7 separate regions of the Homo sapiens genome follow, and regions 2, 3, 4, 5, 6 and 7 are each linked to region 1. A link is a loop called in an ENCODE intact Hi-C map of the cell type or tissue named here. Cell type or tissue: endothelial cell of umbilical vein. All regions are shown on one strand. Region 1 has its middle 170 kb from the start of RAI14-DT. Region 2 overlaps TTC23L (tetratricopeptide repeat domain 23 like). Region 3 holds the start of LOC105374721 (a long non-coding RNA gene). Region 4 overlaps AGXT2 (alanine--glyoxylate aminotransferase 2). Region 5 has its middle 120 kb from the start of RAI14-DT. Region 6 overlaps RAI14 (retinoic acid induced 14). Region 7 overlaps RAI14 (retinoic acid induced 14).

Region 1 (4,000 bases):
AGTACTGGTCCCTTCCCTATTAAGAATCAGCAGCACAGCAGGAGGTGAACGGCGGGCAGCTGACATTACTCCCTGAGCTCTGCCTCCTGTCAGATCAGTGGAGGCATCAGATTCTGATAGAAGCACAAACTCTATTGTGAGCTGTGCACGTGAGGGATCTAGGCTGTGCACTCCTTATGAGAATCTAATGCCTGATGATTTGTCACTGTCTCCCATCATCCCCAGAGAGGACCATCTAGTTGCAGGAAAACAAGCTCAGCTCCCACTGATTCTAAATGTAATGTGCCTGAATCATCCTGAAACCATCACTCCTCCCCAACCTCTCCAACCTCCCCAACCGCAACCCCTTCCAAATTGTCTTCCACAAAACTGGTCCCTAGTGCCAAAAAGGCTGGGGGCTGCTGTTCTAAGGTGTCTTGTGGTCTGACTGTCTGTGATCACTGCCTTTTCCCTGCAACCTCACCTCCCACCCCCACCCCTTCATTCACTCTAGAAATATTTATTGAGTCCTCCTGTGAATCAGGCGCAGTTTAGGCCCTTGAGACACTTCAGTGAAGCTACCCAAATATGTACACAAGCCCTGCACAGGAACTTTTATTTTTTATTTATTTATTTTGTTTTGTTTTGTTTTTTGAGATGGAGTTTCACTCTTGTCACCCAGGCTAGAGTGCAGTGGGGCATTCCTGGCTCACTGCATTCAACCTCTCAGGTTGAAGTGATTCTCCTTCCTCAGCCTCCCACGTAGCTGGGATTACAGGCACCTGCCACCATACCTGGGTAATGTTTTTGTGTGTGTTTTTAGTAGAGATGGGGTTTCACCATGTTGGCCAGGCTGGTCTCAAATTCCTGACCTCAGGTGATCCACCTGCCTCGGCCTCCCAAAGTGCTGGGATTACAGGCATGAGCCACTGCACCTGGCCACCCTGCACAGGAACTTTACCCTTGCAGCTGTTTTCGTTTACAGCTTTGAAAACAATTCTAGTTGATACTGTATCAGATACAGCCCAATTCTTTCCTGAGTGACTGGGTTTCCCACTCAGTTACCAGTTCCTGGACATTAACAGAAGATGGCAGACAATTCATCAACTGGCTGACAGGCAGCTGCTCAAGACAAGAGGTCTGTTTGTACACTTTCCTCTCTCATATGTTAGCTAAACTGAAAGAACAACTAAGCAAGCAAGGTTGCCTAGCCAAGCAAGATCCTCACCAGATCCAAACACTTCTTTGAGTTTTGGGAAGGCTTATGGGTTAAATTAAGCCATTAACATTTGGTCCATCTTGTGTCTGTATTTTGTATTTCTTCAAGATGCTTTAAATAAGGTTGTAGATTTTTAGAAAATATGGTTCCTTTTTCAGAAAAACTCGGGATCCTTCCAAAATGCTCTCAAAGCCTGACCAACTGGTGGGTAGCCTTTGTAAACCTGGAGAATAATGGATTGTTGGAGAAGCCTGTTTTATTAAGTCTCTTTCCCTTTGGAAGCAAACCTCAGAAGCCCCATCCAACTAATGGTGGGATATTTAATTATTCCAGATTCTTCCAGAATGTCACTGGGGACTCAGATTATGTCATTTGGGTTCTGTGATGCGACTTTTAACGGGGTTGTCTCCCAAGAACAGGAGTAAATACTCAGAATAAAAAGCTCGAGAATCCGTGCCCAGTAGGTGGCGCTGCTCTTCCTTCTGTTGGGATTCGATTCAGACCCGCTGGGAACAAAATCATCTGTTAGAAAGAGTATGCAGGAGGTTGGAGTAGGCAAACGTATCGGAGGCAGAAAGGCAAACAATTTTGTCAGCTCTCCTGACATACAGAAGATAATCAAAGCAGGCAAAGCAAACCACCCCAAAATTCACAGACTATTTGGCTTATATCTTTAAAGTATAAAAACATCCTGTACTGAATTTAATTTAATCAACAATGATAGAATGTTTAGAACGATGTAATCAACTGCTTGCTATTTTCCTGAAGTCTCCAAAGAGAGTGACTTCCAAGAGTACAGATGTTCCTTGACTTATGCGGCTACGTCTTGTAAACCCATCGTGAGCCGAAATTATCATAAGTAGAGAATGCATTTAATACTCCTAACCTACTGAACACCATAGCTTAGCCTAGCCTACCACAAACGTGCTGAGAACACTTCCATTAGCCTACAGTTGGGTGAAATCATGTAACACCTAAGCCTATTTTATCATGAAGTGTTGAATATCTCGTGTAATTTATTGAACACAGTACACTGTAGAGCACAGTATCAGTTGTCTGTCCTCATGACTTTGTTGCTGACTGGAGCTGCTGCTCACTACCCCTGCCTGGCATCATGAGAGAGCATTGTACTATATTATCACCAGCCCTGGAAAAGATCAAAGTTCAAATTCTGAAGTATAGTTTCTACTGAACACATATTTTTTCTGCACCATCGTAAATCTTAGGTCAAACCATGGTCAGTTGTGGACCTTCTGTATATGTCTTTGACCTCATTGCCCCAGGGGCACCCAAATCCCAGGAATGGCCTTCCAAGGGTACCTTAAATAAAAGTTAAAGGGATGAACAAGGGTGGTTGCCCAGACCAGAGGAGCGCTCTGAAAGCAGTAACATTTAATGCTCGAATGCCTCTACAAGAGTCGTCATGAGGTTGCACAAAAACATGTGGACATTTGCACTGAGAACGCTCTCTTTCCCAAGGCAACTCCGATCTTTGAGGAAATCCAATGGACCCTGCACCTTTCTAGTTCTGCCATTTGAGGCCTTGTGAAACAAGCCTGACTCGGCTTCTCGGTGACCAGTCCTTCAAATATTTGCCCACAGCTCTTATGTTTCCCTCTAAGTCTTTTCTCCTCCAAAATAAACACCATGGTTGTTTCAACATTTCCGTAGTGTACTAGCACAGTTCTATTAATACTTCAGTTGCAAGTTACAGAAACAGGCTCTGGTGAGCTTTACCTGAGATGTCTCATAGAATCAAAAGAGGAATTAAACATCTCCAACCTGAGAAGGAAGTTGCTGGGATTCAGAGCAGGAGTCAGCGTCCTCCTACTGCAGTCCTGCCATTCACGTAACTCATTGGTGACTTTCATGTCAATTTCAACTTCCTATTGAGATTCTGAAGACCTACCTGGGATTAGCCAACCCTGGGCAGGGGCCTGCGTCACATAACATAGACATGGCTACCAAGTCTCAATACAGAAAAGTGAGATCACATAGGTTATTTCTTGTTATTCTGATCTCTCCTCTGAGCAGGGGCTATTTATTAGTGTTTCCTTTACTGTGTGGGGCCAAGTACTGAGGGTGACTCTGACCACGCAGAGCAGAGCAGGACCATCATCCTCCTGTTCTGGACTCTATACTTTTATTATTACGGCCAAAGATAGTGAGCATTTTTTTTTTTTTTTTTTGATTCACATGACTCCTCTTGCCTGTTGTTATGTCACATCTCTTTCATCTTGTACTTCACTCGTTTGGTCTGGTGACTCTAAATGCCAGACCATATCCCTAAGAATTGTCATTGGAAACATCTGAGATGCTGTTCCAGCCTGCCAAAAGCTTTTGGATCTTCATTTTATCACCCATCATAGGATAAATGTATGCCAATACTACTTTTGTCTATTTATTTAGCAAAGTTTCATTGTATTTTGTTTTGTAAGAAACTGAGTTTAGCAGGAGAGATAATAGAGTCACTGAGCTACGCAGAGAAATCATAGAAAATGTGTAAGCGATCTAGTCATTCTACTTCTAGGAATTTATCATCAGAAATTGTCGGGGACATAAGCAGGTTTGAATGCTTACATTTTTGCCTCATTATTATTTATAACAAAAAAAATGAAGCCCATTTACTGCCAAACAGTAAGGGAATGTTTACATAAATTTTGATATATTAATTTAATAAAATATATTGCCACCAATAAAAATGTTGTTGACACATACATCCTCAAGACATCAGAAAATATTATAAAATACATATGCAATTTATTTAAGTTTAGAAGAAACTAAAACAAAAATCAATAATGT
Region 2 (4,000 bases), 410 kb after region 1:
ACATACAAAGGCACAGAAGCATGACAGAGGGCAGTGTATGGAGGAATGGTAAGTACTTTACAGCTGTTGTACAGGGCAGCATGTCCTGAAAGGGGCTGCAAGAAATGCTGATTCCAAGGGATGTGTGCCAGTTCTCTGGGGGAGGAAGAAAGGCTCTGTAGCAGAAAGACAAAAATCATTTAAGGAAAAAAAAAAACAAAAAAAACAGGTTTAAACAAAGTGACACAGGTTACTTTTCTGAAGGGCTTCTCAGGACTTTTAATATACAAAACCTTCGGCTGGGTGCTGTAGCTCATGCTGTAATCCTAGCACTTTCAGAGGCTGAGGCAGGTGGATTGTCTGAGCTCAGGAGTTCGAGACCAGCCTGGGAAACACAGTGAAACCCAGTCTCTACTAAAATACAAAAAATTAGCCGGGCGTGGTAGCATGCGCCTGTAGTCCCAGTTACTCGGGAGGCTGAGGCAGGAGAATTGCTTGACCTGGGAGGTGGAGGTTGCAGTGAGCCGAGATTGTGCCACTGCACTACAGCCTGGGCAACAGAGCAAGACTGTCTCCTAAAGAAAAATAAAAAAAAAATTAAACATTAAAAAAAATACATATATATACAAAACCTTCCTTATTGGCATGTTGGGAACAAATCAGGTTTTTAACATTTTTATTTTTATATTTTAAATTTGTAGTGACGAGGTCTCACTATGTTGCCCAGGCTGGCCTCCAACTCCTTGGCTCAAGTGATCCTCCCGCCTCAGCCTCTCAAAGTCCTGGGATTACAGGCATGAACACACCATACCTGGCTGCAAATCAGTTTTTTAGAAACCATTGTATTTTACATACCTAAAGTCTTTTTGAAATGATCAGTGATTTAAATTTTGGCAAATAAAACCTTGCCCTGTCTTTAGAATCAAAGTAGAGAAACTAAGGTTTGGTTTTGTTGAAAGCAAAGGGTGTAGTGTATACTTGCCCTGAGGGTATACATGAATACTTTTGCAGTTTGGTAAGGAATTTTGGCCCCACTTTAGGACATAAAGTCTTTATGAACTATGATTATCTCATCAACTATTTAATCTGATCATAGAAATATGACTTCAGTGCATCCCTATGAATTAATCTTTTTGATTCATGGTGGTTAAGAGCTGTAGTTCTGGAGACAGGCAAGCCTGAGTTCAAACCCCAGGACTACCACTTTCTAGCTATGGGCAATCCTGGTTTCTTCATCTATAAAATGGGGATGAAGTATAGTACCTATCTCAGTGTTGTTGTGAGAATAAATGAGATAATGCATTATATGTAAAGTGCTTAGCAGAGTGCCTGGCCCCATAGTAATCATGTACTAAGTAACAGCTATTTTTAGTTTTACTGAAAGCTGGTCTTTGACTTTATTACCTTCTACTGGCACCACTGTTGCACGAAGCAAACGGAGATAGGGGCTGAATATTTTGAAAAGCTACTACCAAGCTGATGTGGAAAATATTTTGCTGGTTAACATCTCGAAAAAGATATAGACTTATCAGGTTCTGGAAACACTGTTAGTCTCATAGACAAGCAGTCTGACACAGTCACCTAAACTCAAAGATAATATATACACTATGGAAATCAGTTGTCCTTTCAGGTTTCAGACAAGGGGAATCCTGCCACCTTGTGGTGCGACAGAAGTAGGCCCGAGGCTGATTCCCACTTACTATCCCTAGCAGAGATGCAGCCCTCTTACAGTTCTTTGCCCACCTCTGAATTTATGAGACCCCTGGGCAACTAACTTAATCTGTGCCTATTTCTTCAGCTAATTTGGAATCTCATTATCTCCTGGTTTACTGCAAAGGAAGTTAAAGTGCCAGATAGCTTTCTATATTTTATACAGTCCAGTAATAGAGAATGAGCCTGTCTTTAGTGCAACTTGCATAGAAACCCCAAGTTCATAAAATTTTGTATTTCATATTCTACAGAACAAATATTCTTTTCAAGTAAAAAAAGGGCTATGAAAACCACTTTTTTCAGGCTTGAGGTAGAAATAGGAGGTGACTAAAGAACACTTAATAGTAACTGTGTTTCTGGAGCAGTCTTTTGGATCATAATACATCAAATTCCTGCTCAGCTCCTTCAGTAATGGGAAATCAGAGGACAGACATCTCAACGGCTAGAAACAAGCAAGAGAGATCTTTCACAGGGCCTCGGGCTGTAAGTCTCCGAGCTCGTGAGAAGAAACCACTTGAAAATCATCAACTATATAAAAGGCCCTAAATTAGATAAGTTTTCCACCTGGGATTTAAACAATCCAGGTGGCTCAAATATCCCTGGTTTGCCATCTGAATCAAGGGAAGAGCTCCCTGCTGTTTAGGAAGAAAACCCGAGACTCTAGTAAGATTTTAGAGGCCTATTAGAAGAGCCAGCATTTTGAGAGTATAGTCATGTGGTGGAATAATGGTGACACAGTCGCCTCAGGCTAAGTTCAGCCTTTGGCTCAGGTAAGGCAATGAGATCTGCTGCTGGGGGAGGCAGGGCCAGTTATGGAGGAAGAGAAGGCAAGAACCAAGAAAAATGCTCAAATGGTTTTCTCCTTTCCTCTAGGTCTTCTGTTATCAAATTGAAAACCTCTATACAGGATAGCCAACAATAAAGACAACCTTGTTGATGATAAAAATTCTCGACCACAAAATGTTTCTCAACACTGATAGCAGTGGCAGATCTAAAACAACGGTTTTTTATTAAGGACTCTGGGAAAAAAAGGTCCACTTAGCAGCAGCATTCCAGGTGAAATACCCAAGAGCCATTAGAAACTAGGATCCTGGCTGGGCGCGGTGGCTCATGCCTATAATCCCAGCACTTTGGGAGGCCGAGGCAGGCCAATCATGAAGTCAGGAGATTGAGACCATCCTGGTCAACACGGTGAAACCCCATCTCTACTAAAAATACAAAAAAAATTAGCTGGGCGTGGTGACACATGCCTGTAAACCTAGCTACTCGGGAGGCTGAGGCAGAAGAATCACTTGAACCGGGGTCGGAGGTTGCAGTGAACTGGGATCATGCCACTGCACTCCAGCCTGGCGACAGATAGAGACTGCGTCTCAAAAAAAACAAACAAAAAACAAACAAACAAACCCAACTAGGATCCTGATCTATGACTTGGGGGAAAGAAATCTTTTAGTCACATGCTTTAAGTTAGTTTTTTGTGTCACTGGAACTCCATTACCTTCCATTTCCCTTTTTCTAACTCTATTCCTTTCAGTTCTGACTTTTTAAAAAATTCTGCGATACCTAAGGAGTTTATTGGTGAACACTTTCATGTACTACAGTTGACCACTGAACAATGCAGGGGCTAGGGCTGCCAATGCCTTGTGCAGTCAAAAATCTTTGTATAACTTTGGATTCCCCCAAAACTTAACTGCTAATAGCCTACTGTTAACTGGGAGCCTTACTGATAAGCTTAACAGTTGATTAACACATATTTTGTATGTTATATGTATAGTATATAATATATTCTTACAATAAGTAAACTAGAGAAAGGCAAAGGTTATTAAGAAAATGATAAGGGGCCAAGTGTGGTGGCTCATTGCCTGTAATCCTAGCACTCTGGGAGGCAGAGGAAGGCAGACTGCTTGAGCCCAGGAGGTCGAGGCTGCAGTGAGCTGAGATTGTGCCACTGCACTCCAGCCTGGATGAGAAAGTGAGACCCTGTTCAAAAAAAAAAAAGAAAGAAAATAAGGAAATACATTTACATTACTGTATTTATTGATTCCGTTAAGTTTACATTGTCTGTTTACAGAAAGAATCCTGGGACTGAAATGAGGGGCATCCACAGCCACAGACCTCAATCTTTGATACATATCAAGCAATTCAGCTTTTTCTTGTAATGTCATGACTTCTACTTCTTGAGAACACTTCCAGCATCACTAGTGGCACTTCATATGGGTCCCATGGTATTATATGAGGTTTATGGTGCACTAAACATGATGAAAAATACTTAAGAATCTCGAGAGAGTACTTTTTTCTGCCACATGAAATTTAC
Region 3 (4,000 bases), 98 kb after region 1:
TTGGAATTCCTTCTTGAACTTGACCCTTCTACCTGTTGGTTTTAGCTAGTATACACCCAGCATCTGGTAGAAAACACTTTTATGTTATATTAGGCTGAAAACCTGGGAATCCTATGATTTGTGTGGGCCACACCCTTGTTTCTGTAAGAACTGTTGTGTTTTCACAGGAAATGTTAGTAATACAAGTGGTGTTAAGCAGTGAATAGATGTTCATTTACTAAAACAGGAAGAACCAAAGTAGTGTTGAGAGGCAGAATCCAGACAACAGGAAACAGTCACAAGATGCAGAAGGTTCTGTGAGTTCTGAGGGTCTGTGCAAATTTGACTCTGTAATAAGGTAGATGGGCAAAAAGTGGAAATATCAGGTCTGAGACATGAATGCAAGAAAGATCCTGTGGACAAAGAGTCTAGTATAGTGATTAACAAATATGGGTTCGGAGTCACACATATGTTCAATTTCCAGTTCTACAGATTAGGTGTGTGACCTTGAAAAAGTCGCCTAAACTCTCCAAGCCTTGGTTTCTTATCTCTAAAATGGAAATTGTAAATGATACTACATTGACAGGGCTCTTATGCCCTCAAACTTCCCTTCGGGCTTGGCCAATACAGAGCCCCAGCTGATGAGAGGAAGGAAAGAGAAGGAGGTCAAAGTATATATTCTATAAGGTACCTCCTTGTGAGGTTGTGGCTGTGTCCCTCAACAAGAAAGCAGCACTCCTTTTCAAGTGGCGTGCTCTACAATACTCCTTTTCCCTTCAGGTTTCAACAACCTCTTCTTCTCCTTATCTCTTTGGCCCTAGAGATAGCATCTTAGTTCATCTTCTGTAATTTATAACAGAATACCTGGAACTGGGTAATTTATAAGAAACAGTTTATTTCTCATAGCTTAGGGAAGTCCAAGGTTGAGAGGGCCATCTGGTGAGAACCTTCTTTCTGGTGGGGACTCTCCGCAAAGTCCCAAGGTGGTGCAGGGCATCATATAGTTGGGGGGCTGAGTGGGTGAACTCAGGTCTCTCTTCCTCTCCTTATAAAGCTCACTCCATGACAACCCATTAATCTCTGAATGGATTTATCCATTCAGGAGGGGAGAGCCCTTAGGACCCTTAAAGGTCTCATCTGTCAATAATGACACATTGGGGATTAAATTTCAACTTGAATGTTGGAGGAGACAATTATCAAAACCACAGCAGATGGTAACCACTCTGAAGTCCCCTGTGGTTCCCCTATTCTCCCCCATCTTTGTAATTTAGCTCTTAGTAAATCAACCCTGCTCAAATTATTCTACTTTGAGTGTGCTGTCTGATTTCCATTGGGACCCACACCAATACAGTATCCTTCCCCTGCTGTTTTATCTATTACATTCCTTAGGCCCTCTGGCTTCCAGATGGATTCAGTCAATAAGGACCCTGGATGGTGGAAGGTGGGGACTTGCAGGCATGTCTGTTTTCAGTGATGTCTCCTGTGGTTCCAGCTTTGAACAGTGACTGGCCCCTGGGCTTCAATAACACAGCCCGTTCCCTTTTGCTCTCTGCTGTTGCTGATCTCAGCTGCCTCACCATTGCTGTCTGGGTTCTCTCCTCTTCCTTCACCTGCATAACCAATTCCCTGGATTAAATTTCCTTTGGTTAAAATACTTAGAAGAAGTTTGGTTGCCTTGGTTGGACCCTGACTGATATATTCTCTAAGTCGCAGTTTCCTCATCTGTAAAACAAATCTAACAAATAATACCTATCACCAAAGGATAATGTGAGAATATTAATGTAGGAAAAACCCATGATAACTGCTCAATAGATATTAACCATTAGTAGTCTTTTCAGAGCTTCTGGTGGTCCTTGGGATAAAGTCCATCCTCTGTAATATGATTTATAAAATATGGCTCCTGGTGGGGTGTGGTGGCTCATGCCTGTAATCCCAGCACTTTGGGAGACCGAGGCAGGTGGATCACCTGAGGCCAGGAGTTCAAGACCAGCCTGGCCAACATGGTGAAATCCCGTCTCTACTGAAAATACAAAAATTAGCCGAGCATGGTGGTGCACACCTGTAGTCCCAGCTACTTAGGAGGCTGAGACAGGAAAATCTCTTGAACGTGGGAGGCAGAGGTTGCAGTGAGCTGAGATCACACCACTGCACTCCAGCCTGGGCACTGGGCAACAGAATGAGACTCTGTCTTAAAAAAAAAAAAAAAATTCTGGCTTCTGGTTTCCCTTCCAGTCTCATGTCTCCCTCTCTGTCTCATACAGATTCCCCAGCCCTATATAAAGTCTTTCACTGTTCCCTCTACTAACTCTGGCATAATACCTATTCCACTTTATTATAATTACTTATCTCCATCCATCTTCTCTGCTAAAGCTGTGGGGTCCCCAGAACTTGTTCATAGCTTACTCACACTAAATCCTCAGTAAATGTATACAAATAGAAGGAAGGAAAAAGGAAAGGGGAGGAAACAAGAGAGGGACAGGTAGTAGTAAGAAGTACAATGACCTAGAGATCCTGGCAAAATAGTGGGTCAACAATCTAGACCAGTGAGTCAGGGGTAAAGGCATAGACAAAAGCTACTTGTTGCTAGGAGGCAATGGGTCAGAAATCTAGATGGAAAACAGTACAAGGCTGTACAAACAAAGGAACCAAAGGTAAACATGAAACAGAAGTTTCCAGCCCCACCAGGAGCTCTTATTCACCTCCTGCTGACTCGGGAAGCTGTTCCACCATCCATCACGCAAGGTAAGAAAGGCGAATGGCAGCACCTGGCTGGAAAAGGAGTGAGGGGAAGTATGGGTGGCTGATTGTGACGGAAACACAAGGCTGTACAGCACTGGCCATGTTCCTTGAGTCAAAATGATCCAGGTGGCTTTCAAAAATCTTAGTACATGAGAAATACCCCATGGCCCACTCTCTTATTTCCCCTTTCACCATGGAAACTCGCCAAGCTGAGTTTCTTGACTGGGCTACCTGCACGACCAAACCAAACAGGCACCTAATCTCTAATCTTACTGCTGGGCTCTGTCTCAGACCAGATGAGCAGAGTTCAGGCTGGATATCCCACAGGAGGAAGGCTGAATACCCCTCTCCTCACCAAAGTTGGTTAAGGTCTGGGTGAGTTATGTCTCATGTTCCTGTTGTGAAATGGAATGAACAAACAGGGGATGTGATTCATGTCTGTAGACACGTAGTATTCCTGAGAGCTAATCAGGAAATGCCATTTCATGTCTGGTCTTATAAAGCCTCTTCAAAAATTTGATAGAGGCTAAAGGGGAGCAATCATTTTAAAGTGAGCTCTTGTTATCTCTTCAACCACCTACGCCACACGCCCACCACTAAGTTCTGAGAAAACTTTACACCCCCCTCTTCTTCCTCTGCCCTAGTCCCTCTCCCCAACCCGTACCGCCAACACACACACCTGCATACACATGCACATGCAAATTGTTTGAAAGAAACATCATATGGCCAGGTACGGCGGCTCACGCCTGCAATCTCAGGACTTTGGATGGCTGAGGCGGAAGGATCTCTTGAACCGGCCATAGTGGCTCATACCTGTGGTCCCAGCCACTCAGGAGGCTGAAGTGGGAGGATAGCTTGAGCCTGGGAATTCCAGGCTGGGTGAGCCGAGATCGCGCCATTGGCCTCCAGATCAAGTGACAGAGCCAGACCCCGTCTCAAAAAAAAAAAAAAGAAAGGAAACATCATACAACATGAGGCATACTTTACACTGAAGTAAGTTGTTGTTTTCAAGGCAAAATGAGTTTCCCTTAATTTATAGGAAATAAAAAGAAATATTTAAAAGACTAGTAAGAACAAATAAATCCAGTTCTCAGCTGGTGATCGATAAATAAGAAAAAGAAAGACAGATAAGGAGAAGATTCACCTATAAATTAAGTGCATTTAACAACTTAAATTATTACTTCCCCCAAAGGAAATGAAAATGGACCCTCTGATCAGAGAGATAAAGTATGTTTTATTTTAGTTTTTTAATTAATTTTGCAGGGAGACACCTAAATTTACC
Region 4 (4,000 bases), 520 kb after region 1:
GTAATTTTCTATGTATTTGCCTTTCTCTCCCACCAGCTCCACGAAGGAAGGACCAGATCTTATTTATCACCGTATTAGGTTGGTGCAAAAGTAATTGCAGTTTTTGCAATTAAAAAAAATCACAAAAACTGCAATTACTTTTACAGCAACCTAATAGTTTCAGTTTCCAGAATGACACCTGTTGCTTAGCACATAACAAATTTTGCCAAATAACAAAGGAAGAGCTAAGCAAGTACACAAGTATCTCATGTCTTTATAAATTGCATGTCTTACGATTCATAATCATTAAATTATGTTATCTGGTTTGTACAGAAAAATATTTATGACCTGGACTAGAAAAAAAATCACAGAGCACATCCCAGCAAAAGTGCTCATTCTGGCTTTGTTGTTTGGGCTGGGAGAACTTTAAGTCTGTTTTGTTTAAAGGGGAAGGGGAAGTTGGGGAAAAATTGAAGATGCAAGAAAACATGGGGGTTTCCTTGAGTGAAGGTGGAGGGAGCTTGGAGAAACAAGCACACAGATGGAAGATCTAGATTTGAAAAGGAGAAATGCCTCATTTCTGGAACCTTCAGGGAAGGAAGTGCTATGATCTGGACATTTGTGCCTCTACCCCTTGAATTCCTATGTTGGAACCCTAACTCCCAAGGTGATGGTCTTGTGAAGTGGAGCCTTTGGGAAGTGATTAGCTCAGGAGGGCAAAGCCCATGAAGGCCCAGGGAGCTCTCTTGCCCCTTCTGCAATGTGAGGTCACAGCAGAAAGATGGCCGCTTAGAAAGAGCGCCCTCACCAGACACTGAACTTGCTGGCACCTTGATCTTGGACTTCTCTGCCTCCAGAACTATGAGAAATGAACTTCTATGATGTATAAGCCACCCAGGCTATGGCGCTTTGTGATAGCAGGCTGGGGGGGGGGACTAACACGGGAGGAAAGAATAAATGCGGGGACCGATGAGTTTATATAGAGGTTTTGCCTGATAGTTTCAATTTTATCTGAGAAGTATGAGGCAAGAAGCAGATATTTCAGTATCCACTGAAGTTGTGAGAGGCAGGGATGGAGCAGGGAAACTGGGAAGGATGAGGAATGTTTAAAATGGGAAAGAAAGTTAACAAAGGACAGGACAAATTAGGGAGGAGCAGAAGTTACCTTCTCTCTTAAGTCTCCACCCTGTAGCCCATCCCTGGGGAGAGGCTGTTGCTGTGAGGGGCAGCCTCTCGGGCAGTGTGTGCAGGGCAAGCCAGGGTCCTGACTGTGGAGCTGGGCATGGCTTTTCAAGGAAGGGAGTGGGGAGGGCTCGACCTCTGAATCTCCCAGCCTAAGGGTGAAGGACACTGGCTCTGGCTGATTTTGAGTTTGGCAATGGGGGCTATGCCCAGGTGGTCCTCCATCTCTCCGACAGGCGTCACCCGGGCCTGCAGGTGCTGTCGTGTTGCTCCCAGCCACAGAGGCCACTAAGGCTTAGCAGGGTCACCAAGTCAGAGCCCTGGGCTGAGCTAAGAACGGCCAGAATTGCTTTCACAGGGGTTAGAATTAATTATACAGGAGATAGATTATTTACTGCATGACTGTGATGTTTATCATCCATACTGTTAGTTGTCCGCTTTGACCATCCTCTGTCTGCCTCTATCTTTACCCCAAAGAGCCGCGACAACCAAACCATTTTCACTCAGCGCCCCCTAGTGGCCTGAGAGCTGCACTGTCTCCGCCTTTTTTTTTTTTGTACCCGAGCTTCATCCCTAGATGACATGTGGCTGGGTACCTCGGCACAGTTGTGTAAAAACTGCAACCAGCATTAGGACATCTTCACAGCTGTGAAGAAACTGTGACCAGCATTAGGAAATCAGAGAGACTCCTACCTAGAGCGATAGGTAAAAACCAGTCTTTCTCTTACCTGAGAAAAAATGCTGCCTCTGCCAACGAGGAGTCCCATGTGCTTGCAGTCCTCATGGATCTGATTTACTTCTTCACGGGGAAGAGGCCGACAGCTTATCTGTAAATATATTTTTAAAATTCTTTCTATTTGGTGTTGGAATGGTTAAAGGAATTATTTGCAAGAGAGGAAAAAAGAAAAACCCTTCAGCCATCAATGCCCCTCTTTTTTTTCTCTCTCCCTCTTTCTCTCTGTCCTCTCCTTCCCCTGTAATTAAATGAAGCTGCTAATTGCTGAACCAGATTTTTGGAGGATGTTATTTAAAATGTTTGTTTCTAATCCGAATTCATCCCAAATTCCCAAAAGACAAAATGAAGTTCTGTGCGGATAGCCAGTGAATCTTAGCTTTGCTAATGGCTGCCTTGGGAGTCTGGTTCCTTAATAGCTAAATTTGGAGTCTGTTTTATGTGGAAATTTTCCTTAACTCTTCACTTTGTTCTGCCCATGGAAAGGGCTCATTTCAAAGGCCAGGAAATGGCTCAGAAGTTGTACAAAGGCACCAGCAGCCTGAGCTTTCCCTGGGCAGCGCAGTGGGACAGCTGAGGAGGGGCCGGTTTGTCCTAATTTCCCTGCTTGTAGGACTTGCTCTTTCTCCCCCAAGACTGCATCCTCCAGGGTTAGGAAAGGTAAGTGCTCCAGGAGCCGAGAGCCTGTGTCAGATCCCCAGCCATTCAGAGCAGGTCCCCTCCCTGTGGGGTCAGACATTGGGCTGACTTGCATCCTTTCTGTGCGTCCCCTGTCTTCCCAGTCTGTGAGTACAAACGTCTCCCTCTGACTTAGTCATGTCACACCTGACAGCATGTCTGCATTACCTGGAAGGCTTTCAAATGACAGATATTTGGGCCTCATGCTAGGCCAATCAAATTAGAATATTGGAAGCAGGGCTTAGGCATCTGCATTTTTAAAATGGTCCTCAGGTGACCGGGCTAAGCGAGCTAAGTGAGGTAGACGGGGCCCCTCTAGTGTGCCCAGTTTCATTACATCCTCCACACTTCCTACCCACCCTCAGTCTGGGCTTTGCCATCCACTTCCTTCTTCCCACCAACCCCAGATCCAACTCTTTCCCCAATCCTCCATTTCTTGTAAGGTGTCATTGTCTGAGAACAGAATAAGATGGGACCTCCTAGAGAGATATGTGCATTTTGTTCTGTCTTAAAGCCTTAACATAAGCAAAATACATATTCAAACTTTCAGACTATTGGATCAGAAAGGACCTGAGGGAGAGGGAAGGACTAGAATCCTCTCATTGACTTCAAAATGCTATCATGCATTCCACTTACGACTGATTGGAAAGAGACAATGAAAATAATTTAGGGCTAAACTGTGAGAACTAGAAGGGCATTAAATATGATTTGAGAGGCCAGAGGGATTGGAGAGTAATCCGGAGGGAAGGTTGGGTTGGGGGGGTCAGTTCTTTTGTTGTTGTTGTTGTTGTTTTGTTTTCTGAGTCAGAGTCTCACTCTGTTGCCCAGGCTGCAGTGCAGTGGTGCAATCTTGGCTCACTGCAACCTCTGCCTCCTGGGCTCAAGTGATTCGCCTGCCTCAGCCTCCCCACTAGCTGGGATTACAGGCACCTGCCACCACACCTGGCTAATTTTTGTATTTTTAGTAGAGATGGGGTTTCACTATGTTGGCCAGGCTGGTCTCGAACTCCTGACCTCAAGTGATCCACCTCAGCCTCCCAAAGTGCTGGGATTACAGGTGTGAGCCACCGTGCCTGGCCCAACAGGACAGTTTTGAATGGGTGGAGTCTGTGTGGCTTCACCCCGACCTTGCTCTGGGCCAGCACCCTCTTGGCTCCCTTGCCCATTTTATCCCTCCCTGACCTCAACTGCTATGGCTAATTGAACATCTTGTATGCCATCCTCAGGGAAAAAAAGCAGGGTCTGAAACTCTGCTGAGGCTTAAGCCACAGCGCAGCCTGCCGAGGCCCTTGTGCCCATGCCTGTGCCCCAACTGCTTGATAATGAAGTGGGCATGCTAGTAATTAAACTTCTTGATGAATGTATAATGGACCATCGTGTTTATCTCTTTTGGTGAATCTATGTTTAAAGAATTATAAATTTAAAATT
Region 5 (4,000 bases), 52 kb after region 1:
CAATGTTACTCAACTACCCAAGCTATATAAATGTTACTTGTCATTGACTCCCTCTTTCTCACCCCTTATCATCACCCCTTATCATCACCCCTTAGTGAATTATCATTTTAGAGGTAGAGTGAATCTACCTCTAACATATCTCTGGAATGAGCATAGAAGTTTCCTCAAAAATTAAAAATAAAATTATTATATGATCCAGCAATTCCATTTCTGAGTATATGTCCAAAAGAATTGAAAACTGAATCTTAAAGAAATATTTGCACACCCATGTTCAATGCACTCATAACAGCCAAGAGGCAAGAGAAACCTGAATGTCCATCAACAGATAAATGGATAAAGAAAATGTGGTGTGTACATATGATGGAATATTACACAGCTTTTAAATAAAGGGAAATTTTGTCACATGCTGCAACCTAGAGGATATTATGCTAAGCAAAATAAGCCGGTCACAGAAGGACAAATACTGTACGATTCCACATATATGAAGTATCGAATTTAATCTAAATCATATAGAAAAGTGGTTACCAAGAGCTGGGGAAAGGAGAAAGGGGAAATTCGTGTTTTTTAGTGGGCACAGAGTTTCAGTATTGCAAGATGAAAAAAATCCTAGAGATCTTTTGCACAACAGTGTGAATACATAACAAATTAATTGTACACTTAAAAATAGTTAAGATGGTACATTTAGTAAGGTATGTTTTTTACTACAAGGTTTTTATTTAACGGCAGCAGGGCTTATAAATTAGCCTGAAGACATCTCATTGAGCCTGTTCTATTCTTGTTGAGCTAAATAACAGCTACTAAAGAAGTAATCAGTTATAGATTGATCCAGATAAAGTCAGCCTATTTTAGATGGCTGATGTTTAAGGATGCCACCTAAAATAGGCTGACTAAATGAACACCATTTTTTTCATTCTTGCCCCAGTGGGGCATTGCCAGCCAGGGGTCCCTGCAATGTCACTTTGCAAGCCAGGGACCCCTGACTGACAACGCCCCACTGGGGCCTCACTCAGCCATCCTGACATACCCCAGCACACCTGTGTTATAGCTTATACCTGCGTTCTGCTGTTCCCGAGCTCTTGTACTGTGCCCAAGAAGAATGAGGATGCACAGGACATTGGAGGGTGAGGAGGGTGGAGAATAATTTTATTGAGTGATGAAAACAGCTTTCAGTGGAGAGGGGACAGGGTGATGGCTCCCCCATGTGGCTGGGTCTGGAGCCTTTTATGGACTCAGAATGGGGAGTGCATGCTGATTGGTCTGTGAGTATGCAAAAAAGTTTAAAGCAAAGACACCACTTAAAGGTGAGCAAGAAAGTGTACAAAAACCAGTTAGGAAAGAGTAGGTATATGTAAAATAGGTGAAGGGTGGGGACCAATCAGAGGAAAACATGCCAAATGGGAAGACAAGTTCCCAATCTGGTCAGAGGATTTAACTTGCAGCTTGGCTTTCAGGCTTTAAACTGTCTTCGGCTTGAAGGTGGGGTTTTGCCATGGGCCCACCCCTATCTGCCTAGGCATTTGTCTGCCTCTATCAATGTCAGAATGAAGACTGGGAGACCTGCTGCTCCTTCCATTGGTAAGAGGACAGTAACAGTGTTTTTTCACTCCTACAGCTTCTATTTATCTCTATATTGGTTTTGTTTTGGAAGGGTAAGAACTGGTTTTCTTTTTATTTTTTCTACAGTGAAAATATTTTTAAAAATTTTTAATATAAATGACTCATGTAAAAACACTCAAATGATACCATTTAATTTTTATCCTGATGACATAATCAGAAACCTTCTGGACCAGTCATTTTGCTTCCTTCCATCGTTTCTTATGAACAATATATACTAGCTTTCACCCTCATTCCTCCTAAGAAAGCAATTACACAAAGCTAGTATTACAAGAAAGCAATGTGAAGTATAGCTATTTTAAAAAACAAGGAAATTTTTGGGGGGGTGATGTGGGAATTACCTAGCAAATTTTGATGAACCCTAGGGATGCTGCTGGTCAACTAGACCCAGCAAAACAAAATACACTCTTCAATTACATCTATGTGTCTTGGCTTCAAGGAAAAGAGAATGGGTTTTGGTAATTGCAGTGTTTTGCTTTGGTTTTTTGTTTGTTTGAGATTTTTTGTTTGTGTTTGGTTTTTTGTTTTTTTACAAATTTGTAACATTTTTGAGATTGTTTTCTAAAACAAAAGCAGACCCAAAAAACCCACTAGATTTTTGTTCTCAGTTCCAGGGAAAAAAAGTCAGCCTACCCTCAATTTGAACCTGTATCCATGGGGTCATAATTAAATGCCTCAGAAGAACTTAAAATCATCAGAAAACATCTAATCATATTGTGACATGTCCAGCTACACATACTAGAATGTGGCTGGGCAGCAGTTTGACATTTTTGAAATGGCATCCGTAAAGGATAGGAAGGAAGTGCTGAGTAAGCACCAGGAGGAAAGTAATAAGGAAGGAGATTATTTTCTTTTCATCATATACCTGGGTCCAGGTGCTCAAAAACTATACACAGAATGAACTTGAAATTGTAACTGGAAGAATTCAACAAGGTCTCTAAAACATCCTGGAGACATGTAGGATGCTGCTTTGACCAGATGGAAGGAGCTAGGAGGAGGAAGTTAATTACATTTGTGGGCAGTGGCTGAGGCTTTATTGTAGTGGTAACGTATGAGAGAAGTCTTGAAAGAAAGAGAAGGATTTTGAGGGGCAGGGAAGTGAGGAAAAGACCTAAGGATGCAGGATGAGACCTTTACAGCTGCAAAGATGGACTGGGTTTCCAGTTTGTTTGCCAGACAAGGAGAAGATAATTGATATGGTTTGGCTGCGTCCCTGCCCAATCTCATCTTGAAATGTAGCTCCCATAATTCCCATGTGTTGTGGGGGGGACCCAGTGGGATATGACTGAATCATGGAGGCAGTTTCCCACATAGTGTTTTCATGGTAGTGAATAAGTCTCACAAGATCTGATGGTTTTATAAGAGGTTTCCCCTTTTGCTTGGCTCTCATTTGCTCTTGCCTGCCCTGTGTAAGACGTAACTTTCGCCTTCCATCATGATTGTGAGGCGTCTCCAGCCATATGGAACTGTGAGTTCACTAAACCTCTTTTTGTTTATAAATTACCCATTCTTGGATATGTCTTTATCAGCAACGTGAGAATGGACTAATACAATAATGCAGGGGTTTGTGTATGAGGGAAACACTCAGACTCCTCATATTTTTAGACCAATAATACAACACAACAACAAACAGCATAGAGGATGATCTGGAGAGGGAGTGGAAAAAATGGGTTATAAAGTTAATGCAGTGAACTGTGGCAGAGACCAAAGGGACAGAAAGGAGGATGGCATGATCTATACCTTCTAAAGTGTTCCATAACACAGATTAATTCTGTTTATATGAAGCTAAACAAAATTTTCTTCTGTTAACTAAAAAAAAAAAAAAAAAAAAAGAGAGAGAGAGAGAAAGAAAAGGAAAAGCTTTTATATGCTATAACTTGATTGCTTATAGAAGTTGCAACGTAAAAACAGAAAATAAACGTATGCAGACCCCAAAGTAGGAACAAGCACTTTTTTCACCTTGGAGCAATTGCTGCCCCTGTCCACTGCCAACTCCCTGCCCGACCACCCACTTCTCAAATGACACCTTTTGTTTCTGGACCTGCCCCCACTGCCATGCATGGAACAGAAACCAGGGAAATTCTTTCCCCACAAGAGCAGGAGGGACCAGAGGAGGTCACATTTAACACCACATTGCAGGAACAGAATTTACCCCTACGTTGCAAGAACAGAAAACAATGTCACTGGCGTGCTGAATTTTAACTCAAAATATATTTATTTCCCTCCTCCACTCCCACTCCTCAAAGAACCAGTGGGATATATATTAGTTCTGTTCTAGATTACTACTTATGGACTATTTCATTGCTTTATAAAAGTCGTTAGGCTCTCTTTCTAGCGTGTTGAAAGGGTTAATAGGGGTTGCTTCAATGGCTAGAAAAAGGTATGC
Region 6 (4,000 bases), 210 kb after region 1:
TGGCTGGCAGTGTTTTTGGCTTGCAGAAGCCTTGCCCCGATCTCTGCTTTCATCTTCAGGTGGCATTCTCCCTCTGTGCATGTGTCTGTGCCCAGATTCCTCCTTTACATAAAGACGCCACTCATACTGGATTAGGGCTCGCTATAATGACCTCATTTTAGCTTGATTACCTCTGTGAAAACCCTATCTCCAAATAAGGTCACCTTCTGAGGTTAGGGGGAGAATTAGGACTCCAACGTATGAATTTTTGGGAGGACACAAGTCAACCCTTAACACAACTCCATGCCCTTCCATCCTAGAACAGTTACACTGAAGCCCTGGCATCCCCCCACTGAGCTGGCACTGTCATAGACCTTAGCTCCACTGTTCATCCTTGGGACTGTTTTCAGCATCTAAGAGAGTGAGGCTGGAGCATCACAGTTTTTCAGTGGGTGCCACTGCATAATATTAATAGCAAGAGTGAACACGTATGGATGGCTGACCTTCTATTACAGGAATAAGGAGTTCTCATGTACTGAATGCTCACTAGGTGCCAGGCACTGTGCCAAGCCCCTTTGCATGCTCTTTGTCATTTAATGCTTACAAAACTCTATCCAGTAAAGACCATTGCTACAATGCATTTGATAGAGGAAGAAATGAATGTTGAGGACAGGTAAGTAACTTGGCCAAAGTCGCACATTTGGTAAATAACAGAGAGATGGTAACTCTCCTGGTTTTTCTGGATGGGAGAGTGTCGCATGCTGTCAACCGCAGCACACGCTTGCTAACAGGTTGCTGGTTCCTAAATTGTGAAGCTTCAAACTGCATAAAATAGATGTTACACTGTTGCTCTAAGCTTAAATAAGACCTCCACAGTGATTTTACATCACCACAAGTCCATCCATAGTGGCAAAGCTCACCAATGTCAGCATTATTCCTCCTGTGACAGGGCAAGATTCTTTGTTTCCTGAGAGCCAAATGCATTTCATTTCTGAAGGGAGGAAGAACAGATGCTGCTTCTGCTCTTCCAGTGGTGCCAGTAAAACATCTCTGTCTACGTGGAGCTCCACTGTGGGCTAAATGGGTCATAGCTTTATTCTATTTACCCCAGACCATAATTCTCAGTTAAACACAATACTTTTCCAGCTAGAAACCAATATGAAACCGAGGGCCTGGCCCTTAAACTTGGGGAAATCTCCTAGTCTACACAAGCAATGAGTCATTTAGACCATTATCTCTTACATCTTTATTCTGCATTAATTACCTGATCATTTTAAATGAAGGCTGTTGTTGTCCTACATGTTTTTAGTTTGACAAATTCTTCTATGAACTTCTCCTTGGGACTGAAACAGAAATTGCTTCTGAATCAGCCTGTGGATATTTTCAGTTGAGTTTCTACTTAAAGATCTTTGCTGTGTGGAGGTGGTTATTTTCAACTATATGGCAATACAGGGGCCAGCGTTGGCCAAAGGCTCAGTATGTCCATAAAGATGAGGTTAGTGACTAGACTTGGCTTTCTTTTTGTTTGAGTCCCTCCCTCCTTTTAAAAAAGGAAAGTCAGTGTGTCCTGGTCAACTTGATTATTCAACTATTAGAGTAGTTTTTATTGTATTCATGAAAATGCTTTCACTTTTTGGGAAGCACTGCCTGAAAGGATTTCATTTTTATTTTCTTAGGAGGCTGAATGATCTGATGGTCTCTAGCTGGCTCCTGCCTCCTGGGCTGCCCAGTAGGCTGGTTAGCTGGAAAGTGTAGAGGTTTATAACGTAAGAATAGAACAAGAAAAAGTTTAAGGAATCACATATTCTCCTTGGATATGTTTGTTCTAAGATGTATTTCCCAATGCTGAGAATGTTTCTGTAGCAACTTTTCAGATTTAGGCTATGGTTTTGGAAGGGGTTTTGATGAGATTCAATGTGAACTCATGAGTCTTTTCATTTTGTCTGGGTGTGTGTATGTGTGTGTGACAGAGTCTCGCTCTGTCACCCAGGCTGGAGTGCAATGGTGTGATCTCAGCTCACTGCAGCCTCTGCCTCTGGAGTTCAAGTGATTCTCTTGCCTCAGCCTTCTGAGTAGCTGTGATCACAGGCGTGTGCCACCATACCCGGCTGATTTTTTGTATTTTTAGTAGAGAGAGGGTTTCGCCATGTTGCCCAGGCTGGTCCTGAACTCCTGACCTCAGGTGATTTGCCTGCCTTGGCCTCCCAAATTGCTGGAATTATAGGTGTGAGCCACCGTGCCTGGCCTGTTCATTCTTTGAAGGGTTGCTTCATAACTGAGAAGCTGCAGGGTCCTTCTGTGAGGTCCCAATGGGTGTACTAATTAGGTATATGATAAGCTGTAATAACAAAATACCCTATACAGTAGTTCTAACAAGGTAGAAGTTGTTTTCTTCTGAAGTAAATGTTTAAAATAGTCTAAGAGCCAGTGGGGCAGCTCTGCTCCATAGATTAACCCAGGAACCCCAGCCTTTCTCTGGCGTCCTCTGTTACCCTCTAGAGCTGCTCTGTGCAGTGTGCTAGCCACTGCCCACATGTGGCTCTTGAGCATTTGAAATGTGCTAGTCCAAACTGAGGTGTATACTGTAGGTGTAAAATACACACTAAATTTCAAAGACATTGTACCAAAGAAAGACTGTGAAATATCATAATAATTTTTTATAATTACACACTGACATGCTACTATTCAGGACATAATTGGATTAAATGAATAGAATAAAATTTATTTCACCTGTTTCTATTTACTTTTTTAATGTGGCTACTAGAAACTTTAAAATCACATAAGTCTTTGGACAGTGCTGCTCTAAGAACCAGAAAGAAGGAAAGTGAAAGTAAAGCAGAAGCACTTTCCTTTTTTTTTTTTTTTTTTCTGTGACAGTGTCTTTCTTAGTGTCTTCCTTTGTGGTCCAGTCTGGAGTACAGTGGTGTTATCATAGCTCACTACAGCCTCAAACTCTTGGGCTCAAGCAATCCTCTTGCCCTGGCCTCCCAAATAGCTAGGACTACAGGCACATAACACCATGCCTGGTTAATTTTCATATTTTTTGTATAGAGACAGTGTCTCACTATGTTTCCCAGGCTGGTTTTGAACTCCTGACCTCAAGCAATACTCCTGCCTTGGCATCCCAAAGTTCTAGGATTACGGGAGTGAGCCACCACACCCATCTAGCATTTTATTTATTTTTTATTATTTTTTATTTTTTTGAGACGGAGTCTTGCTCTGTCACCCAGGCTGGAGTGCAGTGGCACAATCTTGGCTCACTGCAACCTCCGCCTCCCGGGTTTCTGCCGTTCTCCTGCCTCAGCCTCTGAGTAGCTGGGACTACAGGTGCCTGCCACCACGCCTGGCTCATTTTTTTATTTTTAGTAGAGACAGGGTTTCACTGTGTTAGCCAGGATGGTCTCGATCTCCTGACCTCATGATCCACCCGCCTCAGCCTCCCAAAGTGCTGGGATTACAGGCGTGAGCCACCACGCCCGGCCGCATTTTACTTTTTAAAGGATGTGAAACTGAAGGTGCACAAATCATTGCCCTCACAGGGAACTGGTTAGAGCTTGCCCCAACCTAGCTGCAAGGAAGGCAGGAAAACATATTCTCTTGCTGGCAGCCTCGAAACCAGTTAAGCCTCAAGGGAAAGGGGAGAATGGATACTGGGGATGATTGACTCAGCCACAGGCAGTTTCCACAGAAGGTCTTGTTTGAGACTTGGATGATAAAGGTGTGCACAAATGTTCTTAAACCTTAGTGACTTTTACAGTTTTGACTCTTTTTACGCCAGAAGTTAACTATTGATGGCTGCTTTCCCAGGACCCATTGTCCTATTGGTAGAAGTCTGTTGCAGCATGCTGCTGTAGGTGAAGTTAAATGCTTTTCAGTGTTAGAAATGGAAACTGCTGGCTGGGTGCTGTGGCTCACGCCTGCAATCCCAGCACTTTGGGAGGCCAAGGTAGGTGGATCACATGAGGTCAGGAGTTAGAGATCAGCTTGGCCAACATGGTGAAACCCTATCTCTACTAAAAAT
Region 7 (4,000 bases), 300 kb after region 1:
GCATGATAGTAATCCCCAGTAAAAACAACTGAAATGTCCAACAGACAATGAATAGATAAACAAAATGCAGCATATCCATACAATTTATTATTAAGGAAGGAATGAAGTACTAATGCATACTGCAACATGGATGAACCTTGAAAACATGCTAAATGAGAGAAGCCAGACACAAAGGAGCATGTATTATACAATCCCATCTTTAAAAGGAAATGTCCAGAATAGGCAAATCCATAGAAACTGGAAGTAGATTTGTGGTTTCCTGGGAGTTGGGGAAGTAGGGAAATAGGGAGTGACTGCTAATCGATACAGGGATTTTTTTGAGGAGGAGGTGACGAAAATATTCTAGAATTAGGTAATGATGTTGTTGCCAGCTTTGTGAATATACTAAAAGCAACTTAATTGTGCATTTTTAAAATGGTGATTTTTATGGTTTGTGGATTATAACTCAATAAAAAGATTAAATTCTCATTTATTTTGTTTTTTGGTCTTTGTTTAATTTGTTTTTATAGAATTATGTTTTTAGTATATACATTGCCTTTAATGGTTTATTACAGGGTTTCTTAACCTGGATACTACTGATTTTTTTTTTTTTTTTTTTTTTTTTTTTTTTTTTTTTTTTGAGACAGGGTCTCACCGTCACCCAGGCTAGAGTGCAGTGGTGGTGTGATCACAGCTCACTGTAGCGTCTACCTTCCAGGCTCATGCTATCCTTCCGCCTTAGCATCCCGAGTAGTTGGGACTACAAGCATGTGCTACCACACCTGGCTAATTTTTTAAATTTTTTTGTAAAGACAGGATTTGGCCATATTGTTCAGGCTGGTCTTGAACTCCTGGGCTCAAGCAATCTGCCTTCCTCCGCCTCCCAAAGTGCTGGGATTGCAGGTGTGAGCCACCACACCTAGCCCACTACTGATATTTTGGTTTGGATAGATAATTCATAGTTGTGGGGACCTGTCTTGTGCATTGTAGAGATGGTCAGCAGCATCTCTGGCCTCTGCAGATTAGATGCCAATAGAATCTCCCTCCTCTCCTTCTTCCCTAGTCCATGATAAAAAATGTCTCCAGACATTGCCAAATGTTCCAAGGATGGGGTGCAAAAGTACGCCCAGTTGAAACCATTGGTTCTCTTTAGTCTTCCTGCTAAAAGCCGAGCTCCATAAAGGCAGGAACTTTGTTTTATTCATTATTGTTTCCTTAGAACCATGTCTCACACATAGATACCCTAATATTATAGTAAATATATGAATGAGTACTTCTGGCTATAGAAGTAGCAGTACTTGTAAAAAATATATAACTATAGAAATATCAAAATGATACCATACTTGAGTTAATTCCAATGCCTTAGGATTAACATTGTTAAGAATACCATGTTTGGCTGGGCATGGTGGCTCACGCCTGTAATCCCAGCACTTTGGGAGGCTGAGACGGGTGGATCACTTGAGGTCAGGAGTTCGAGACCAGCCTAGCCAACATGGTGAAACCCCGTCTCTGCAAAAACACAAAAATTAGCCAGGCATGGTGGCACATACCTGTAATCCCGGCTACTTGGGAGGCTGAGGCACGAGAATCGCTTGAACTCAGGAAGTGGAAGTTGCAGTGAGCCGAGATTGAGTCACTATACTCTAGCCTGGGCGACAGAGTGAGACTGCATCTCAAAAAAGAAAAAAACTATGTTTAAAGAGGACAAGTAAGTTTTATCAACTTACTGCCCTGGCCCCCTACCCCATCCTAATCTGTAGGCTCTTTTTATTTAGAGTTGCCAGCTATCCAGGACACAGGCCATGAGAGGGCACCAGTCATGCTCTTAATGAGTCATGTGCTGGCCTTGGGCACCATCTGCTTCCTAAGCCTGAGATGACCCCACAGATGCCTTCCTGCCTGCCATCTAGATAGAGCGGCCCCAGCCCTTGAGGATGCTGACATTTATCAGTCACTGCATACATAAGAAGGGAAATCTACCCACCATCATCTACATATCAGGTTCTGTCACTGACTGGTCATGTTTTTCTACCCAACAGAACCTAACTTTCCACTTGAGTATCTTATTCAAAGTTGGCTATGCTTCTGGTTCACATTCCGAGGCTAAATGTTAATGGCTTGCTGCTGCCAAACCCTGCTTTGGGGATGATCACTTCCGTGAGAGGTGCCAAAACGTTAGCTGCTCAAGTGTGGGCGTTAGACAAGGCTGGTCTTGGATGGTTTATTGTGGTTTGCTACTTGTCTACAACTTTGTTCCCAAGTTTCCATTCAATGGAAACACACATAGCTTTTGCCCCTCCTTTCCCCTCTCTTCGTTTTTTAAGCAGTGGTGGTTCTGATTTAACTTCTGCTACTTCTCCTTTCTGAACATTGAAACAATCCCTTTTATCAAGCAACATGTCACAGACTCTGTGCCATGCTTTGTGTTGGTGAGGATACAATAATTGGTGGCATGTTTTGAGTGTTTATTTCACGCTTCACCCTTTATGAAGTGCTTTTACACATAATTCTTGTATTCGTCAACAACCCATTTTACTGATGTGGAAACTGAGATAGAGCCTAATAAGTAAGGAAGCATAGATTCAAACCCAGATAGTCTGAGCCCTTAAGGTTACCAGCACTACCTCCTTAATATCCTGCTTCTTGTTATACTTTACCATCTGACTAGATGTTTTTGTCCCTCTTCTAAGCTTTGATAAAGCTATAAGGTTGGAAGCTTTAATTTTTCAAAATCACAGACATTAGGAATAAGAACCAGAGACCCTGAAGTTAAAACATTAAGACTTGATATCCAAATTAGATACAGAAAAGAAGTTCATAGTGTGGTTTTCCCACCCTGCTCTTCTGTACATTGGTGATTAATAACTGCTTCTAGGCATAGGGTGGGGGAATGAGACAAAAGGAGGCAGGGCTCCTATTTCTAGGAGCTTCCTTTCTCTCTGAGGGGAATAAACTGAGTGAGCCTGCTCTTTCAGTTGGTTGTTTGAGTGTAAGATACCCAGATTGAATACATAAGTGCTTTCATAATACACAGGAGATGGGTTGTTAGGGAACTGCCAACAAAGTCATTTCGTTGTCTGATTTGTGCCTATTTCTTCTGCATTTGCACAGCTTTCATAAAAACAGGACAAAGCTAAAAGAGTGCACTGACCATTTTGGTTTTCTTTTATGTGATAACTCATTGAGCAAACTCTTTCAGGTTATAGATGCTATGTTCCAAGTTAAGTAGTAAAATGATTTTCTGACTAAAATTATGGCAATGATTCACTACTTTATTATATAAAAAGTAAGATATTTTAAAGAGTTAGAGCAAGCAATAGAGATCAAAATGACTTTCTAGATAGTTATTCTTTCTTATTTTGCATTTTTTTTCTAAACCTAGCCTGCACATTTTTTAATAGTAGAATATGGTACAAGGTATTATATATATAAGATGTATAGTGTGTATATGGGTGTGTGTGTGTGTATATATACATATATATATATATATAGTATATAGTATAGAATATTTAGTAAATTTTATTTTACTTCTAATTCATTACTGAAGAACCCTCATTATTACACAGGATATGCCTACAGAACTTATTGAGAATTTCCCCATTGTAGACCACAATTCTAGCATATACTTCAATGAGTAATATGTCAGTGACTCTGATAAAATTAAGTAATTCCATTAGAGTCTGCGTCAAGTAGAATGAATGAAACCTCAGCATGATGGGAGGGTTCAGGAGCTGATACATTTTTGTATTTTCTGAGAGTCTTAATTACATTTTACAAATTACATGGATGGTTGGGTTGGTAAGAAGTATGTGAATTTTGATGGCTTTTTAATTTTGTTTTTGTAGCAGTTGTTTGTATCCATGTGTGTTGGTGCCCATATGTATTGTTTGGGGTTTGGTTATTCTCTCAAAACCAAGTTACCGTAAAAAGTTTGAATTTTAATATTTCTTTATTGAGTAGTGGGACCGTCTAGACTGTGTGCTGGCTCTTACTAAAGTCATTTGTTTTTCTTACCCGTGGA

Evidence for each region. A loop is a pair of places that touch in the nucleus more often than their neighbours do. Peaks named below come from ENCODE experiments on the same cell type or tissue, not always from the same donor. Only the 100,000 strongest peaks of a DNase experiment are listed, where the experiment ranks them.
Region 2: a loop joins it to region 1, with 8 times the contacts of the local background. A loop is called at or near these places in 101 of 110 quality-filtered maps.
Region 3: it touches region 1 in a loop (7-fold over the local background); 5 of 110 quality-filtered maps call a loop at or near these places.
Region 4: it touches region 1 in a loop (4-fold over the local background); 71 of 110 quality-filtered maps call a loop at or near these places.
Region 5: a loop joins it to region 1, with 8 times the contacts of the local background. A loop is called at or near these places in 40 of 110 quality-filtered maps.
Region 6: it touches region 1 in a loop (5-fold over the local background); 4 of 110 quality-filtered maps call a loop at or near these places.
Region 7: it touches region 1 in a loop (3-fold over the local background); 2 of 110 quality-filtered maps call a loop at or near these places.

What each region holds. Positions count from the first base shown.
Region 1 is chr5:34,484,700-34,488,699 of GRCh38, forward strand. No RefSeq gene overlaps it. Among named protein-coding and RNA genes, the nearest start is that of RAI14-DT, 170 kb to the right of the region's middle. RefSeq lists an enhancer at 1,587-1,746. In endothelial cell of umbilical vein, a CTCF peak has its summit at 1,663 (motif pointing right); DNase peaks (open chromatin) are centred at 1,682 and 2,832; H3K27ac peaks cover 1,641 bases.
Region 2 is chr5:34,896,828-34,900,827 of GRCh38, forward strand. TTC23L (tetratricopeptide repeat domain 23 like) reads left to right here. Exons shown (of 11, transcript NM_144725.4): 10 at 1-48; 11 at 2,563-3,684. Among named protein-coding and RNA genes, the nearest start is that of RAD1, 17 kb to the right of the region's middle. In endothelial cell of umbilical vein, a CTCF peak has its summit at 1,648 (motif pointing left); a DNase peak (open chromatin) is centred at 1,624.
Region 3 is chr5:34,583,166-34,587,165 of GRCh38, forward strand. It overlaps LOC105374721 (a long non-coding RNA gene), which reads left to right and starts at 2,673. Exons shown (of 3, transcript XR_925916.3): 1 at 2,673-2,721. In endothelial cell of umbilical vein, no CTCF peak of the experiment used is centred here; DNase peaks (open chromatin) are centred at 216, 2,486, 3,136 and 3,556; H3K27ac peaks cover 4,000 bases.
Region 4 is chr5:35,001,874-35,005,873 of GRCh38, forward strand. AGXT2 (alanine--glyoxylate aminotransferase 2) reads right to left here. Exons shown (of 14, transcript NM_031900.4): 13 at 1,890-1,988. Among named protein-coding and RNA genes, the nearest start is that of AGXT2, 44 kb to the right of the region's middle. RefSeq lists an enhancer at 1,534-1,583. In endothelial cell of umbilical vein, a CTCF peak has its summit at 1,688 (motif pointing left); a DNase peak (open chromatin) is centred at 1,688; H3K27me3 peaks cover 203 bases.
Region 5 is chr5:34,536,977-34,540,976 of GRCh38, forward strand. No RefSeq gene overlaps it. Among named protein-coding and RNA genes, the nearest start is that of RAI14-DT, 120 kb to the right of the region's middle. In endothelial cell of umbilical vein, no CTCF peak of the experiment used is centred here; no DNase peak of the experiment used is centred here.
Region 6 is chr5:34,692,975-34,696,974 of GRCh38, forward strand. The region is part of intron 2 of RAI14 (retinoic acid induced 14); the gene reads left to right. Among named protein-coding and RNA genes, the nearest start is that of RAI14, 39 kb to the left of the region's middle. In endothelial cell of umbilical vein, no CTCF peak of the experiment used is centred here; no DNase peak of the experiment used is centred here; H3K27ac peaks cover 1,074 bases.
Region 7 is chr5:34,787,315-34,791,314 of GRCh38, forward strand. All of the region lies in intron 3 of RAI14 (retinoic acid induced 14), which reads left to right. Among named protein-coding and RNA genes, the nearest start is that of TTC23L, 50 kb to the right of the region's middle. In endothelial cell of umbilical vein, no CTCF peak of the experiment used is centred here; a DNase peak (open chromatin) is centred at 1,887; H3K27ac peaks cover 2,296 bases.